Regions from separate parts of the Homo sapiens genome. Here region 2 is linked to region 1. The links are chromatin loops, found by intact Hi-C in ENCODE. Cell type or tissue: IMR-90. All regions are shown on one strand. Each heading gives the region's core, and the rest is flanking DNA. Links, peaks and the distances in the headings are about the cores only. Region 1 overlaps ZNRF1 (zinc and ring finger 1). Region 2 overlaps WDR59 (WD repeat domain 59).

Region 1 (8,327 bases), core at 75-8,074:
CTGGTGTTTTCCCTCGTGATGTTTACAGCTTGCTGTTTGCTGCCCAGCCATAACCCACTCAGTGACAGACGAACACAGCTAAGGCCTCGCTGCCAGCCTTCTGACGGCGGGCGAGCACACGGTCTCTTCCCCTGCCCCAACTGGCCCTCTCCACCACCAACTTCTCTACTTTGGGTTTGTTTGGTTTTTTCCCTCTATTTTTCTGGCTGGTTTTTTGCTCTTTTCTCCCCTTGAGACCCTAATATCTTGACTTCATTGCCAAAAAACAACCCATTGAGAACTTTCTTCCTACTGATCCCATCTCTTTTCCCTTCTTTCCTCCTGGTTCCGGTCAGTTCAGAGGATTTAACAATCACAAGTGTCCTGCAAAAATGCCTGAACATTATTCTTAGGCCCTCGTGGATTTTTTTTTTCAGAAAACTTAAACAAAAAAAGACTTACTAAGAAATATGTACAGCTACCCCTGTTTTCAGGCACTATGTTTGAGAACATTTTAGCCATTGATGTTCACACGTGGCATCAGCCCATGCAAGATAGGTTTCTGTATTTATATATTAAAATACAAAAAAAAACTTATAAAATGTTTAAAAAAATGTTCAAAGCTTGGGAGAAAAGCTTTCTTCATTAGTCAAGGTGTTTTGATATGGTATTAAAATGTCTAATAAAAGATGGCACTGCGTGATTTTATTTTAATGAAGTGTTATACAATCAAGAAATGGGGGCAAGGGCCTGCCCCCCACTCCCTCACCTACCTCCTTAGCATTCCTTCAGGCTGCTACTCGGGGCTCCAGGTGTGTGAATTGGTCCTCAGATAGTCAGGCCTGGGTGGAGGGAGTGGCAAGTCAGGCGTGCCTCCTACAAGCTTCCTAACCTCTTAAGCATCATGGAACCAGTCAGCCCTCTGTGGAGTCATTGTGCTGGACCTCTGAAAAGATCTGCAGGGGCCAAGATGTTGCAGCCACCGGAGGCTGCAAGGATGTGGGTTCTTCCAGGTGTGGGCCCAGCCCCCCTCCTTCCAGCCTTTGCTCCCCATCCCACGTTCCACTCGCCCTGCCTGTTGTTCAGTTTGCGTCTCAGTGCTGACTCACGGGCATGCTTCATTGAGGCCCAGGAAGAGGCCCTGGTTTGGGGCTGTGCCAGCTCAGAGCCCTTGAACCAGAACCAACTGCTCAGGCTCACAAAAGTTGGCAAAATGCGGGCTGGGCAGGCAGCTCGGGGCAGGGAGCAGCAGTGCAGGCCTGGCCTGTGTCCCCGTGCCCAGCGGGCTCCCGGAGCAGCATTCCAGAGCCTCCTGCAGAGCCAGCGAAGGAAAGCTCTAGAGGGAGACGACTCCACCGCCTCTCTGCTCTGACCCTTCTCAGGCCCGCCTGATGTGCTGGACCATCCCCCTGCTGCCACGGCCCCTGGCTCCGCAGTCACCCTCCATCAGATGCTTCCAGAAGCACCTACTCTGTGCAAGGGCATTCACAACAGGCCAGTGGGCAAACGTGAGCCAGGGCCAGCGGAGAAACACTAAAGAAGACTCGGTGGTTCAGAGCCTGGGTCTCAGCGCGGGACCCGTCTGGGGTGAAGACCTTGGGGCTGTTGTGAGTCGGTGGCAGGAACGTGGGCTCTAGACTGTGCATTCAGGCTCTCCTACTTGGCAGAATGATCTTGGGGAAACGACTTCATCTGAACTTCAGATATTTCACATGTGAAGCGGGGACAAAACCATGCAGCTCAGAGGTCCCTGTGGGGGCTGGGGGAGCTGCCCTGCAGGTCTTGGCACATGCACAGCAGGCTCCCCATAGCTTTGTCACCACAAAGGGCACTGTTCTATTCACAGCACCTCCTGCTTCTGCCTGGCAACTGTGTCTCCCTGTGCTATATTTAATTCCACCAGCAAAGCTGGCGAGGCAGGGCCCAGCCCTGAAGGAGATCTCCTTGCCTGACCCCTGGACCTGGAAATGGAGGCTTCATGTGCCCGCCTTGGCGGCTTAAGCCTGCTGCTTTGGCAGTGCCATGGGTGAGCCGAGCAGCTGTGAGGTGGGTGGGGCAGGGCTGTAGCCCACGCCGGGTGCTATTCCAGGCTCTAGGGGCTGGTGCTCATCCCCACCCCCAGCGACTTCCGTCCTACCTGGCATGCTGCAGCCCTCTGCCGGCTGTGGTGTCCTCTGAATTTGGACCCAGGTTGCCTGCTCTTGTTGTGGGGGTGGGATTGGGGCTGTCTGTGTTTCCCAGGTGGAGCTCATGTTTGTGATCCTCTATCTGGACAGCTCTCCAGAATCCTGTGTTGCCCCTGTTCTGCCTTTCTGGGATGGGAGAGAAGGTGAGGGAGCCGGCGAGCAGGTTCTACCCTCTCTGCTAAGGGCCTAGCACACTTTGATGAGGTTCCTGGACGTGAGACCCTCACAAAGACCAACCATTCCTCTAATAGCCATTTAACGGTACTGCAGTTCATGGGAAAATGTCCTCATTCTTAGGAGATAGATGCTGGATTATATAGGTGAATGCCTTCAAGAAATGTGTAATTTAATTCCAAATAGTTCCCCCCAAAATACACAAAGCAAATAAGGCCAAAATGTTCATTGTTGAATCTGCAGTGGCTGGTATTTCAGTGAACAGTGTACTTGTTCTTTCAACTTTTCTGTATGTTTGGAATTTTTCTTAATAAAAGATTGTGGGAAATGGTCATTTGCTGAGCGCCTCCTAGTTGCCAGGCACTGGAGGGCGCATCAAAGAAGAGTCCTACCCAGGAGGGAGAGCGCAGCTGCTGCAGGATTCTCGCCTGGAAGAGTGGGTGGCTGGCTGGCTGGCTGGAAGGGGAGGGGCGAGAGGGCTGTCTCGGTGATGAGCACACGCGTGCTGGGGTGGTTTGGGGAGAGGGCTGAGATTTGTCACCAGTGAGCCCTTGGCACGGTCTCTGCTCCCCACCAGGGCAGCACGGGACAGAAACGTCACGGAGGAGTAGCCTCCAGGCTCAGGTTGGTGTAACTGCTGTCGGCTGGAGCCCAGTATTAGCACGGAGGAGGGGTTCCAAGAACTGAAGTTGGACTGGGGCGTCTCAGCGCAGCTGCCTCTGCCTAAGGCCTAGCAGCCTGCCTGAGCACTGACAGCTGATGGGAGGAGGAGAGGGGCGGAGGCCAGGGAGGGCGTGGGGTGTGACATGCCTCTTTCCAAAAGGGACCGAAGGCTAGAGGGGCAAGGAAGATGAGACAGCACTGCAGGTTCCTGGGACCTGCAGGGGATGGAGGACTAGCTTGGCTTCCAGGCTGCCAGGACTTACCTGACCCTAGGAGGAGGTTTGCCCAGGGCTGAGTGCCGCAGGCCCTGGGCAGAGGAGTCGTGAGCTGCAGATGCCGCGTGGTATCTGAGCTTCATGATTTCGGGCGCCCTCCTGTGGGCTTAGGGGGGAACAACTGCCAAGGTCTCAAGACGGGCTCCGGCCCAAGACAGGGGCAGGCCCTCGGGTGGACAGACCTTGAGGGCAAAACAGCTGGTGGTACGATACATCACCCCATGAAGAGGTGGGTGCAAAAATAGTCTCATCTCTGTTTCTAGAGACGTGGCAGCTGCTGAGGAACACATTCAGTGTGTTCAGAGGCCCGGTTCAGGCCCAGTTGGGGAGCCCATCCTGAGTGACATGTGCCGTGGGCAGGTCCTCAGCTCTGAGGCGGAGTAGCTGGGACAGGGACCTGGGTTCCTTTCCGAACCCTGAGCACCAACCTCCTCCCCAGGCTATAAGAAGTCAGAGGACAGCCCCAAAACAAAGGGGTCACTGACCAAAGGACAGAGACCCTGGAGGGGGAGGGGAGGAAGTGCTGCCTGCTGACTTCCAGGTAGCTGTAGGTGGGTTTCAGGTTTATTACAGATTTATTGGGGGAGGCCCCAAGGAGAAGACCTATCATCATGTCACGGGAGCTCACGTTCCATACCAGGAAAGGAGTGTTCCTGTCACCAGGTGAAGGGGGAAGGGTCCTGGGACCCCGGCAGTGGGAGGCCTCGGGGAGGGGTGTCATCAGAGTCTTGAATGGACCCAGACGCTCTCTTCCCGCCAGGACAGGATGCGTAGGAGCAGAGAGGAAGCAGCTTTGCTGGGAACCACCCTGGGTCGTTTACTGAACCAAAGGCTCCTGGGGCCAGCCAGAGGGCCAGGGAGGTAACACGGTGCTCAGGCTTCTCTCTGGGCCCTCTGGCCTTGGGCCCAGATACAGTGGGCTCGCTGGCAGGAAGACTGCCTCAGCATCTATTTCCTTGCAGGGGCCGTGGCATGAAGAAAAGTTCCAGAACCGGCTCCGTAGTCAGGGAACTTGTGGGCTAAGTGCTCAGACCCCCTTCACAGCACTTTGCCTGGATTCATGAGGCCTTGGGGGTCTAGCACGGCCTTGAGCTGCCGCATGGTCTCCACGCCCACGGCGCCCACCTCCTCCTGCAGCAGCTGCCGCTTGCCCATTCCGATGCCATGCTCCCCCGTGCACGTTCCGTGGAGAGCCAGTGCCCGCCTGGGGGCAGGAAGGAGACATCCTCAGGGGGCTCCCTTTCCTCTGCCCTCAGCTCTTCCCCTCCCTGGCTTTGCTCCTACCTGCCCAGCTGTTCTGCAAAAGCCTTGACCCTGCCCAGTTCCTCGGCGTCATCAGGGTTGACCAGCAGGATGCAGTGGAAGTTGCCGTCACCCACATGCCCGACAATGCTTCCTGGGGGCCCAGAGGACAGAACTATTCTCCAGCCCAGTCCTCCTCTTGCCTCCTGCTGCCCCAGGCTCTGATCAGCCCTGACACCTCCCCACCTCTCCCCAGCAGCAGGGTGGGCAGAACCTGTGAGTCCTGAGGCATTCAGATCCTCCTTGGTCTGCACCACGATCTCCGGCAGCCGGGAGATGGGCACACACACATCCGTGGAGTAGCCCTGGTCAGAGGGAAGCCTATGAGTTACCCCTGCCTGATTGGGTGTACGGGGTCACCGTGGTCAAGGCTGAGGATGGGTCGGAGGGCACTGGGCTTCAGCTCTTGGCCTCACACAAGGAAATAATCCTGCTCTTCTCTAGGCCTCAGCCCTCACCTCCCCCCGACACAACACAGGAGACCAATGGCCCAGGTGTGCTTGCCACACCTCCCCTGTGGCTCCCACCCCCAAGCCCCAGGCTGCTGAGCCTTTGCATAGCTGCCTGGAGCCCAGACTTCCCTTCCCCAGGTTAGGCTAACATCCCCCTCTCTATCATCTCTTCCTCCAGGAAGCCTTCCTTCCATGTACAGCTCCCAAGAGCACCGCACCGTTCCCATGACCTGGCTCACAGGAAGGGCTTTTGAGGGCTTAGCAGACAACTGTGCTTTCCCTGTAGACGGTATCTGAACAGCTGGGTGGGGCGGTCTGCAGCCCTTGTTTCTAGCGCCTGCTCAGCCAGGCCCAGCCCCGTTGTTGAGGCTCAGCCTGCTGCTCTGTGCAGTAGAGTGGTGGGTTGAGGAAAGGGTTTGTGGGCCGAGCTGTGGGCCCCATCTGTACCCCAGCCCCAGCTCACCTTGCAGCCTGGCCGCGTGGCCAGGGCTGCGTACCAGGCATTGTGCCGTGCTGTCCAAAGCCGGCTGCGCTCCTCGGCCTCCTTGGCCCAGGAGAAGTCAGAGGCTCCGTTCTGCTGGACTATCTCCTCTGCAGTTGGGGAAGGGGGGCTGACACCGGGCCGCCACTGAGGCAGCCCACCCTGCTGCCCCACTCCACCCCAGCATACCTGTGCGCTGCAGCTGCTCCTCCAGTGCCTGCTGGGAGCCATGGAACTCCAGGAAGAGTGTGGGCGCCACTAAGCAATTCAGCTTGCTGTACCTGTTGCAGGCATCCATCATGACTTCATCCAGGAACTCTGGATCCAGGGAGATGGCAGGCCAGGTGAGGCCTGGCCTTCCCAGGGGGCCTCTTCCAGGGAGCCCACCCTGACTGCCCCCATCCTCAGCTCACCAATGCGGGCTACGGGCACTGCAGCCTGGAGGATGTGTACAGTGCTGTCCACAGCAGCCTGGACACTGGGGAACGCACACGTGGCGGCCACTGTGGCCTCAGGGGCAGGGTGCAGGCGCAGGGTGGTGGCTGTGATGAGGCCCAGCGTCCCCTCGGAGCCCACGAAGAGCCCCGTGAGGTTGTAGCCGGCTGCACTCTTCCTACGTCCCAGGGACACACAAGGTGAGTACCAGGCTGTGTGATGAGGGATTTCTGGCCAGAAGCCGAAGCTGGAACCCAAGACACCGACCCCAGGCACTGAGGTCTGGGCTGGCCTCCCTCGGGCCCAGTTTCCCTGGCCCAGTGCTTTCTGCTCCACAAAGCCAGTCGGCCTCAGGCAGGGAGAGCAAACCCTGGTCCCATCCACTTTGGCCCAGCTGACAGGGCTTCAGAGCCTGAGGAAGCCTAGCCTGCCAAACCAGGGGGCCGCCAGGAGGTGCTTTTCACAGCCCGGTCTCTGCAGGGCAGCCCGCCAGCAGTGCCCAGGGCCAGAGCCCGGGCCCCCCGCAGAGGGCGCTCACCGGAAATGCCGGCCTCGGCCCGCCGTGTGCAGCAGCCGCCCGTCGGGCAGCACCACCTCCAGGTTGAGCACGTTGTCCCGCATGGTGCCGTAGCGGACCGCGTTGGTCCCCGACGCCCCGGTGGCCGCCATGCCACAGAGAGAGGCGTCCGCGCCTGGGTCTGGAGGGCGGCGTACAGAAGGCAGCCTCAGGGACCGGAGGTCCTTTCCCTCGGGCTGGGGGAGGAAGGTCCCCTGAACCCCAGACACAGCCCTGCTCCCACGGTGCCCTCAGGGTCCCAGGAAAGGTTCGCGAGTCCTACCCACGGGAAACCAGAGGCCGCTGTCCCGCAGGTGGGCGTTGAGGGCTTTGCGGGTGACACCTGGCTCCACCACCACAGAGAAGTCCTCCTGGTTCAGCTCCAGGATTCGGTCCATATGCGTCAGGTTAACGCAGACGCCGCCCTGGTTGGGGCAGGTGCTAAGACCACTGCAGACCTGGGTCTCTGACCTGGCCACGTCCCCGGACCACACCCCGCGGGTGTCCCCCCAGCAGCCAGACCAGACCCCCAGAGGCAGGCAGCCCACGGGCGGGAGCAGACCCAAGGTGCCGTGTGTGGCGGGGGAGGCAGCCACAGGTGTGCCAAGGTGTGCTGGGACCATCCTCGGGCCGGGCGAGGGAGCCCCACTGTACCTGCACAGCACAGACGCCACCCTCAAGCCCGGTGCCGGTGCCGAATGGGATGATGGGCACACCTTGGCGATAGCACAGGGCTGCCAGCCGGCTGACCTGCTCCACGTTCTGGGGCCACACCACAGCATCAGGAGGTTCGCACCTAGAACCAGACCCTCAGCGATTTAGCGGGGCGTGACACCCTCTGGTCCCGAGGTGTTGCAGGGCCTGAGGCTACAGCAAGCGAGGGGCAGAGAACATGCCAGAGCACCCCAAAACAGATGAGTGAGGAGGAAGGCAACCCAGCACCCTCTCTCTCAGCTGGGGTTGAATCCAGAAGACAGGGGAGGGGCCCGCGAACCCTCCCATACCTGTGCACCGACTCATCGCGCCCGTGCTGCTCTCGGACCACCGCGGCAGTGGACACGTGGGAGCCGCCCACCACGGCCTTCAGAGCCTCTACGAAGTCCCTGCAGAGCTCTCCCTGCAGGGAAGAAACACACTGCCAGGGTCCCCCGAAAGACACATGGGGCCACAGCCCTGCCCCAGTGTCGGGGGGAGGGCTGGGGGCTGGAGGCTGGAGTGAGCCTCCCCTGCGCCCGCCCCGCTGACAACATCCTTGCCAGGTGGGCCCACTTTAAACAAACCCACTATCCAGAAATGCCTCTTTTCCAAACAGAGCCATTGGGGGTCAAAGTTTCCCCTCAGAAAAAAACGCCACCAGAATTTTTTTAATGTTTTCTTTTTTAATAAAAACAGGGTCTTACTATGTTGCCCAGGATGGTTTCAAACTCCTGGGCTCAAGCGATCCACCTGCCTCGGCCTCCCAAAGTGCTGGGGTTACAGGCGTGAGCCACAGCGCCCAGCCATCCAAATAAAAAACCAGAATTCACTCTCCAAAAAGGCTATCAGCAGGGTTCCTTCAATAGCCAGCCCAGCCTGAGCAACCGAAAAGATCCCTCACTTCCTCCTTTCTCCAGGGCCAACCAAGCACCACCCCAGCCACAGGGAACTCAGAGCTTGATAAGGGAATTAGGGGGAGGAAAAGCTTCCACTGCCCCCTCCCCACTCTACGTTGCCTGGGGCTTCTGGGCCCTTCGTGGGGGGCGGGGCGCGGCGGGGCGGGGGATGTGTTTCTTCCCATTTTACAGATGAGAAATGGAGGCCAAGTTAAGGACAGAGCCTGGCCTG
Region 2 (8,327 bases), core at 155-8,154, 170 kb before region 1:
AGCTGGCCAAATGTTATGGATTTTCTTGTAAAAAATGCCTTGTGGAAAAGATTTTTGTGCAAAACATTATATGGATAGTACACAAAAGGAATAAAATTAAAATGCCAGCCTGGGCAACATAGCAAGACCCTACCTCTACAAAAAAAACAAAATAATTTGACATGGTGGCATACACCTGTAGTCCTAGCAACTTCAGAGGCTGAGGTGGGAGGATCACTTGAGCCCAGGAGTTCAAGGCTGCAGTGAGCTGTGATCATGCCACTTGGAGTGCAGCCTGGGTGACACAGTGAGATCCTGTCTCTAAAAAAGAAAAATCACACCTAAAATGTAGGTTTTATTTCCATTTAAACAGCAACTGATCTCTGAGCACATCATTTGTTTAAAACAGTAAAAACTCAGTCTACACCTAGAGAGCAGAGATTCACCAAAATACTGTTACTTTTTGTGTTTTTCATAAAGCTCATGAATCATATGCCTAAATCCCTTGTTTTTTAAAAATGCTACCATTCTTAATAATTTTTATCACTTACTGCTGTATTTAACTTTAGTTTCACTATATATCAAGACTGCAATCATTTCTTATCTTTATTTATTTATTTATTGAGATGGAGTTTAGCTCTTGTCGCCCAGGCTGGAGTGCATGTGGCATGATCTCAGCTCACTGCAACCTCCACCTCCCAGGTTCAAGCGATTCTCCTGCCTCAGCCACCCAACTAGCTGGGATTACAGGCTGCACCACCACACCAAGCTAATTTTGTAATTTTAGTAGAGATGGAGTTACACCATGTTAGTGGGGCTAGTCACGAACTTCTGACCTCAGGCGATCCACCCGCCTCGGCCTCCCAAAGTGTTGGGATTACAGGCGTGAGCCACCGCACCAGCCATTTCTTATCTTTAGACCCTTATATAACAACTCTTTTTTGCCAAATTCAGGTCCTATGTTCAAAATAATAAAATGGTCAAGATGTCTTTTCAGCTTAAACTACTTTTGGGTTTCCCACATGGCCACAGGGTAAACTATAATTCGCCCCTCAACTTATAAAAGGAATGATACTCAAAATAATTAGATATGCTTGTCATTCTGCAGATTTTTAATGAGCTCTACACTGTGCATGCCTCCCTATTATCAAATCCACAGTATGTGGAAAGCTAGCAAAGAAAAGTTCAGCCTCCCCAGATTAATTATATACAAGTAAAATGTTGTTAATATGAATACATTTCAGCAACTGTTTACTTTTCAATTTGGATAGAAACATATTCACGTTCATGCATAAAGACTGGCATATAACTGTTAGCAAGATTAATCCTTTTTTTTTAAGAAAAAAAGAAAGATTTTGTTTCTAGATTTAAATATGTTCACCAACTGGTGACAATTATACAATTTATGGGATTAATTAGAGGACCCTGGAGATTTGATAATATCCTCACTGTTCATAACATGCTCTTGCTCTCAAGGCAATCACTGATGCAGTCTTATAAAACGATTATATGTCATTTGCAAACAGAAGACTTCATTCTATTTCAATCTGATACAGGTAGTTATTATAAATTAACCGGAGCCATTCCATCCCCCCATTCACAGATAATTTCTCCTTTTCATTTACCCTTTTCTAAGGGTCCCTGCTACAAGCTACAGATCAGAAAAAAGTCCTCTGAAGAAATATCAGGGGCCAGGTGTGGCTCACGCCTGTAATCCCAACACTTTGGGAGGCTGAAGCAGGAAGACTGCTTGAGCCCAGGAGTTCAAAACCAGCCTGGGCAAGACAGTGAAACAAAATATATATTTGTTCTTTATATATAGATATATACATATCTATATAGACAAAGAGAAATATAAAGAAATATCAGAAGAGCCTTGGTCAAAAAAGAACCAGGTTTCCTTGAGGGTTGATGTCCTAGGAAACAGACTCAAAGCTACATGTTTCTCACCAGAATGTAGCAAGGGTGGTCGGGCATGGTGGCTCATGCCTATAATCCCAGCACTTTGGGAGGCCGAGACAGGGAGAATGCTTGAGGTCAGGAGTTTGAAACCAGCCTGGCAAACATGGTGAAATTCCATCTCTACTAAAAATACAAAAATTAGCCTGGCATGTTGGTGCACCCTTGTAATCCCAGCTACTGAGGGAGGCTGAGACATGAGAATTGCTTGAACCTGGGAGGCAGAGGCTGCAGCGAGCCAAGATCACACCACTGCAATCGAGCCTGGGCAACAGAGCAAGACTCTGTCTCAAAAAAAAAAGAATGTACCAAGTGACTATGTCTGGATTTCCAGGACTCTCTTTGTCTAGAAGGCAGCAATTTTGTGAAATAGGCTGCTGTTAACCCAAGATCAGGGAAAAAAAAAGATTATGTAAAATGATATAAACTCATTTAATTGTAGTTAATGTTCTATTTCTAAGGGCCACATAAGAAAAATTCTTTTCTTTCTTCTTGATCTATCCCTAACCTTCAACTCAATTGTTTTGTAGTTAAATAATTTATAAACTGAAGTGAAATACACATTTAGTGATACCTTGCTCCAGCTGACCCCTTAGAATTTAGAAAATAAAAATATAATAAAAATAATTAATATAAATTATGAGCTAATAAATTGTCATATAAACTTAAAAATGATTATGTAGAAAAATTACACATATTGGTCCTTATCTACTAAAAAAATGGTTGAATGTTATGCAAAGTCCCTTTTCTAAGTTTCTTCACTTTTTATGATCATGCTATTTACATACATTCAATAAAAATTGTCTTGCTAGCACTGTGGGAGGCCAAGGCAGGTAGAGCACAAGGTCAAGAGATTGAGACCATCCTGGCCAACATGGTGAAACCCCATCTCTACTAAAAACACAAAAGTTAGCTGGACATGGTGGCATGCACCTATAATCCCAGCTGCTCAGGAGGCTGAGGCAGGAGAATCGCTTGAACCTGGGAGACGGAGGTTGCAGTGAGCCGAGATCGCGCCACTGCACTCCAACCCGGGTGACAGAGCAAGACTCCACCTCAAAAAAAAAAAAAAAATTGTCTTCCTTCTAGGATATAGTGGAATAAATCAAATACCATGCCAAAAATCTCATTTCATTAATAAGCTAAGCCTGCTGGTAAAGAACAGAGAAGACTTTGTATGGGGAAATAATGCCCCAGCCTCCCAAAGTGCTGGGATTATAGGCATGAGCCACCATGCCCGACCACCCTTGGTACATTCTGGTGAGAAACACGTAGCTTTGAGTCTGTTTCCTAGGACATCAACCCTCAAGGAAACCTGGTTCTTTTTTGACCAAGGCTCTTCTGATATTTCTTTATATTTCTCTTTGTCTATATAGATATGTATATATCTATATATAAAGAAAAAATATATAAAGTCCTCCCAGGAAACTGGCTGTTACCTGCTTTATTACCTAGGAAACCCCAGACTCACAGGTAGGAAAGATGACACTGAGTATCAACAAACTTGGGCATCTCATAGAAAGAGGTAGAGTTGAACTGGATGGCTTCTGGTTCCTGAACTTGGGAGACAAGCTGATTGGGGTACAGGGACAGAAACCCAAATGCAGCCGGGCATGGTAGCTCATGCCTGTAATCCCAGCACTTTGGGAGGCCGAGATGGGCGGATCACTTGAGGTTAGGAGTTCGAGACCATCCTGGCCAACATGGTTAAACCCTGTCTGTACTAAAAATACAAAAATTAGCCAGGCATGATGGCGTGCATCTGTAATCCCAGCTACTCAGGAGGCTGAGGCAGGAGAATCGCTTGAACCCAGGAGCGGAGGTTGCAGTGAGCCGAGATCACACCACTGCACTCCAGCCTGGGTGACAAAGTGAGACCCAGTCTCAAAAAATAAATAAATAAATAAAAACAAAAAATCAAACGTAATACGAACGAACAAACAAAAAAGTCACATCTGACACATTAAAAATAACTTACAACCCTAAGAGATTTACAAACTTCAAGACAGGAGTTAACTTTTAACTTAGTATATGACTGTAGTTTTGCTAATCATACCACAAAGATGTCATATATGACTATATAAATACAACAAAGCATTAAATAAATGACACTGAATCATAAAATTGCTAAACCAATTTCTGTGGTCAAACCCCTGTCCTCAGAGACCTGACCACAAGGAGGAACTACTGGAACAAAGATGACTCTGCCCTGCCATCATTCTGACCAAGGGTGAACATCCCATGTCACAGAGAGGAAAGACAAACAAACAACACTGTACCTTGTGATAAACCAGAAATAATCGGGTTACTGAAACACATAAAATCTTGAGCATTTCCTGTAAGTTAGAGAATCACTAATAAAATGACTCTATCCCTGAACTGTGAAATGCTGATGCCTGAAAACGTCAGAACTTTCTACATACGATAAGCATGTGAGGGAGCAGCTGTTTTTCCACCAGGAATAGACTAATTGTAAACTTTGAAACCTTAACAACTGTAGACTTTTCTCCTTTACTTATATCTGTCATACATATCTGACTTCCTTGCAGCTTCTTCGCAAGGGAACCTCTTTCCCTTTCTTGAGGCAGAGGCTCGCTCGGTCGCCCAGGTTGGAGTGCAGTGGATCAATCTCAGCTCAATGCAACCTTTGCCTCCCAGGTTCAAGCGATTCTTGTGTCTCAGCCTCCCAAGTAGATGGAATTACAGGTGTGCGCCACCACACCCAGCTAATTTTTGTATTTTTAGTAGAGACTAGGTTTCACCATATTGGCCAGGCTGGTCTTGAACTCCTGACCTTAAGTGATCTGCCTGCCTCAGCCTCCCAAAGTGCTGGGATTACAGGTGTGAGCCACCATGCCCGGCCAACTTCTTTCCCTTTCTAAGTACTTTTGTCTCTGACTTCCTTTCACAAAGGGAAAGACGAAAACCTTCTGAACAAATTCTAAGAGACGTATCAGAGGAGATGCTATGGCATGTCACTCTGCCATCATAACACAATGTGGTTATGCTGAACAGCACCATGCTGGGTCTCGCTCTGTCGCATTTTGCTGGTCAGCATAACCAAATTTATGTGTTCAGTTGCCCAAGAAGCACATGCACCGTGAAATACATACTGTGCTAACACACTGCAGCTTTCCAACCAAGGTGGAATCATACATCCCTGATGCCACCCAAACACTGCTCCTCCAACTTCCCCATGGGTGCCACTGACCTTCACAGAATTGTCTTGACTGGAGGTAGCAAGAATGTGCTCGCTGTCTGGGTGCCAGTCCAGGCCATGGATTTTGGAGAGGTGGGCGGCTAGATATTCCACTGCTGTACTGGGTTTCTGCAACAGATCAGCACCTAATATTATCGATTTAGAAAGAACTCTTTGAGTGTCTATCACGTAAAAGTCTGCTAGGTAGTGAGTGAGGATGCAAAAATACTACCAGATACTGTCTCTACCCTACACAGACTTTGTTTGTTTTGGTTAAGCCAAACAAAACACCATCACCAAAAGACTTATCCAACGCTCCTTCACATGCTCTGAAAATGCGCCTGTGAGCCTCGTTTCTTCCCACTTCAATGAAGGATACAAGGTAGTAGGTGCTTTTCACCCCCTTTTTTGTTTTTTGAGACGAAGTCTTGCTCTGTCACCCAGGTTGGAGTGCAGTGGCACGATCACAGCTCACTGCAGCCTCAACTTCCTGGGCTCAAGCAGTCCTCCCACCTCAGCCCTCCAAGTAGCTGGGACTACAGGTGCACACCACTAAGCCTGGCTAATTTTTTTGTATTTTTTCTAGAGATGGGGTTTTGCATGTTGTCCAGGCTGGTCTTGAACTCCTGGGCTCAAGCGAACCCCCTGCTTTGGCCTCCCAAAGTGTCTGGATTACAGGCACGATCCACTGTGCCCGGCCTCACACTTTAACAGTGCAGTCTGACAATTCCCACTCGTCTCCCCCATGATCACCCAAGAAGAGAGACTGAGACATCCAAATGGACTCAGCTTCAACAAGAGGGTAAAACCATGCATCTTAAAGTGATGGAGCACTAAGATTCCAAAGGAGAATGAATGTACATCACAAAAAAAAACAATACATGATTAATAAGCATAGAAAATAAACAGGCCGGGCACGGTGGCTCATGCCTGTAATTCCAGCACTTTGGGAGGCCAAGGTGGGTGGATCACCTGAGGTCAGGAGTTTGTGACCAGTCTGGCCAACATGGTGAAGCTGGTCTCGAACTCCTGGCCTCAAGCAATCCTCTTGCCATGGCCTCCCAAAGTGCTGGGATTACAGGTTTGAGCCACTTTTCCCAGCCCAAAATTTTTCCTGTCTTAAGGGAATAATCCAAACTCACAAAAAGCTTTAGATATAAAAGAAGTTCATCTTGGTGTTATCTGAAACACTAGAAAACCAGAAAAAAAACCTAAATGATCAACAAATGGGAAATAATGAAGCTGAATCAATATACTACAGCTATGCGACACCAAATGATGATACAATATGATGTAGCCACTGAAAATTATACTTAGAGCTTATAGTACGAGGATAATGCATCTGTTCTAATGTTAAATGAAAAAAAAGTGTACACAACTACGTACACAGTACGACAAACTAAGTTTAAAAAAAAAAAGCATAAGAACAGAAAACACCAAAATGTTAGCATTTGTCTCTGGGTAGTAGGATTATGAATGATTTTTATTTTTTCATTTATATTTTCTACAGAGAGCATGTATTACTTCCATAATTAGCATTAGTCTATGAGGATAAGAGTGCAGTCTCCAGGCTGGGTGGAGTGGCTCACACCTATAATCCCAGTGTTCTGGGAGGCCAAGGCAGGAGGATGACTTGAGACCAAAAGTCAAGACCAGCCTGGGCAACACAGTAAGATTCCCATCTCTACAAGAAAAAAATTTTTTTAATTACCTCATCATAGTGGTGCATACCTGCAGTCCCAGCTACTCAGCTGGGAGGATCACTTGAGTCCAGGAGTTTGAGGCTGCAGTGAGCTATGATTGTGCAACTGCACTCCAACCTGGGAGACAGAGGGAGACTGTCTCAAAAACAAAAAACAGAGAGCAGTCTCTAGAACCAGCCTGCCTGGGTTCAAATTTTGGCAGCAAATTTGCTTCAGTTTACTCATCTGTAAAAAAGGGATAATAATAGCACACACTGGCCAGGCGCAGTGGCTCACGCCTGTAATCCCAGCACCTTGGGAGGCAAAGGCGGATGGATCACCTGAGGTCAGGAGTTCAAGACCAGCCTGACCAACACGGTGAAACCCTGTCTCTACTAAAAATAAAAAAATTAGCCAGGCGTGGTGGTGGGCACCTGTAATCCCAGCTACTCGGGAGGCTGAGGCAGGAGAATCGCTTGAACCTGGGAGGTGGAGGTTGCAGTGAGCCAAGAATGCGCCATTGCACTCCAGCCTGGGCAACAGAGTGAGACTCTGTCTCCCAAAAAAAAAAAAACAACAACAAAAACAAACAAACAAAAACATGTACTTTAAAGGCTAATTATAAAGAGATATTAATCAATAAATGTAAAACTCTTAAAAGAAGGCCTATGTACAATAAATGCTCAGTAAATGTTAATATGATAGTCATACATGAGTCTGGATTAAAATCCACTGTTAGCACTGACACTGAACTTTGTGAAGTCTGTAATGCTTGCTGCCATCAGTGCTGCTTTGACACTACAAAGTGCCAGAGAAGTGAAAATATAATCAACAAGTTCTACAACTCACCTGAGCAGAAGTCCTAAGTATCATTATTTTAATTTTATTTATTTATTTAATTTTTGAGACGGAGTCTTGCTCTGTCATCCAGGCTGGAGTGCAGTGGCGCGATCTCGGCTCACTGCAAGCTCCGCCTCCCGGGTTCAAGCGATTCTCCTGCCTCAGCCTCCCGAGTAGCTGGGACTACAGGCGCCCGCCATCACGCCCAGCTAAATTTTGTATTTTTAGTACAGACGGGGTTTCACCATGTTAGCCAGGATGGTCTCGATCTCCTGACCTCGTGATCCACCCGCCTCAGCCTCCCAAAGTGCTGGGATTACAGGTGTGAGCCACCGCGCCCAGCCGAAAATGCTGTTATAGTGACAAACTGAATAAAACCAATCACTAGTTAGGAAATAAAGAAGGCCAGGAGCAGTGGCTCATGTCTGTAATCCCAGCACTTTGGGAGGCTGAGGTGGGAGGATCGCTTGACCCCAGGAGTTCGAGGTCAGCTTCAGCAACCTTGTCTCTACAAAAAAAAAATTTTTTTTAATTGGCTGGGTGTGGTGGCATGTACCTGTAGTCCCAGTTACTCAGGAGGCTGAAGCAGGAGAATAGCTTGAGCCCAAGAGGTCGAGGCTGCAGTGAGCCATAGTTACACTACTACACTCCAGTCTGGGTGACAGAAT

Evidence for each region. Peaks named below come from ENCODE experiments on the same cell type or tissue, not always from the same donor. Only the 100,000 strongest peaks of a DNase experiment are listed, where the experiment ranks them.
Region 2: a loop joins it to region 1, with 11 times the contacts of the local background. A loop is called at or near these places in 5 of 110 quality-filtered maps.

What each region holds. Positions count from the first base shown.
Region 1 is chr16:75,108,041-75,116,367 of GRCh38, forward strand. ZNRF1 (zinc and ring finger 1) reads left to right here. Exons shown (of 5, transcript NM_032268.5): 5 at 1-2,954. LDHD (lactate dehydrogenase D) reads right to left here. Exons shown (of 11, transcript NM_194436.3): 2 at 7,508-7,620; 3 at 7,158-7,299; 4 at 6,787-6,928; 5 at 6,486-6,645; 6 at 5,926-6,125; 7 at 5,702-5,830; 8 at 5,495-5,622; 9 at 4,794-4,884; 10 at 4,562-4,673; 11 at 3,824-4,481. The coding sequence ends at 4,316. Among named protein-coding and RNA genes, the nearest start is that of LDHD, 4.6 kb to the right of the region's middle. RefSeq lists enhancers at 990-1,139, 1,170-1,249, 3,247-3,296, 7,971-8,265. In IMR-90, for the core only: CTCF peaks have their summits at 2,692 and 3,381 (motif pointing left); DNase peaks (open chromatin) are centred at 1,061, 2,741 and 3,361; H3K4me3 peaks cover 504 bases; H3K27ac peaks cover 2,388 bases.
Region 2 is chr16:74,933,001-74,941,327 of GRCh38, forward strand. It overlaps WDR59 (WD repeat domain 59), which reads right to left. Exons shown (of 26, transcript NM_030581.4): 8 at 5,150-5,266. Among named protein-coding and RNA genes, the nearest start is that of WDR59, 48 kb to the right of the region's middle. In IMR-90, for the core only: no CTCF peak of the experiment used is centred there; a DNase peak (open chromatin) is centred at 4,161.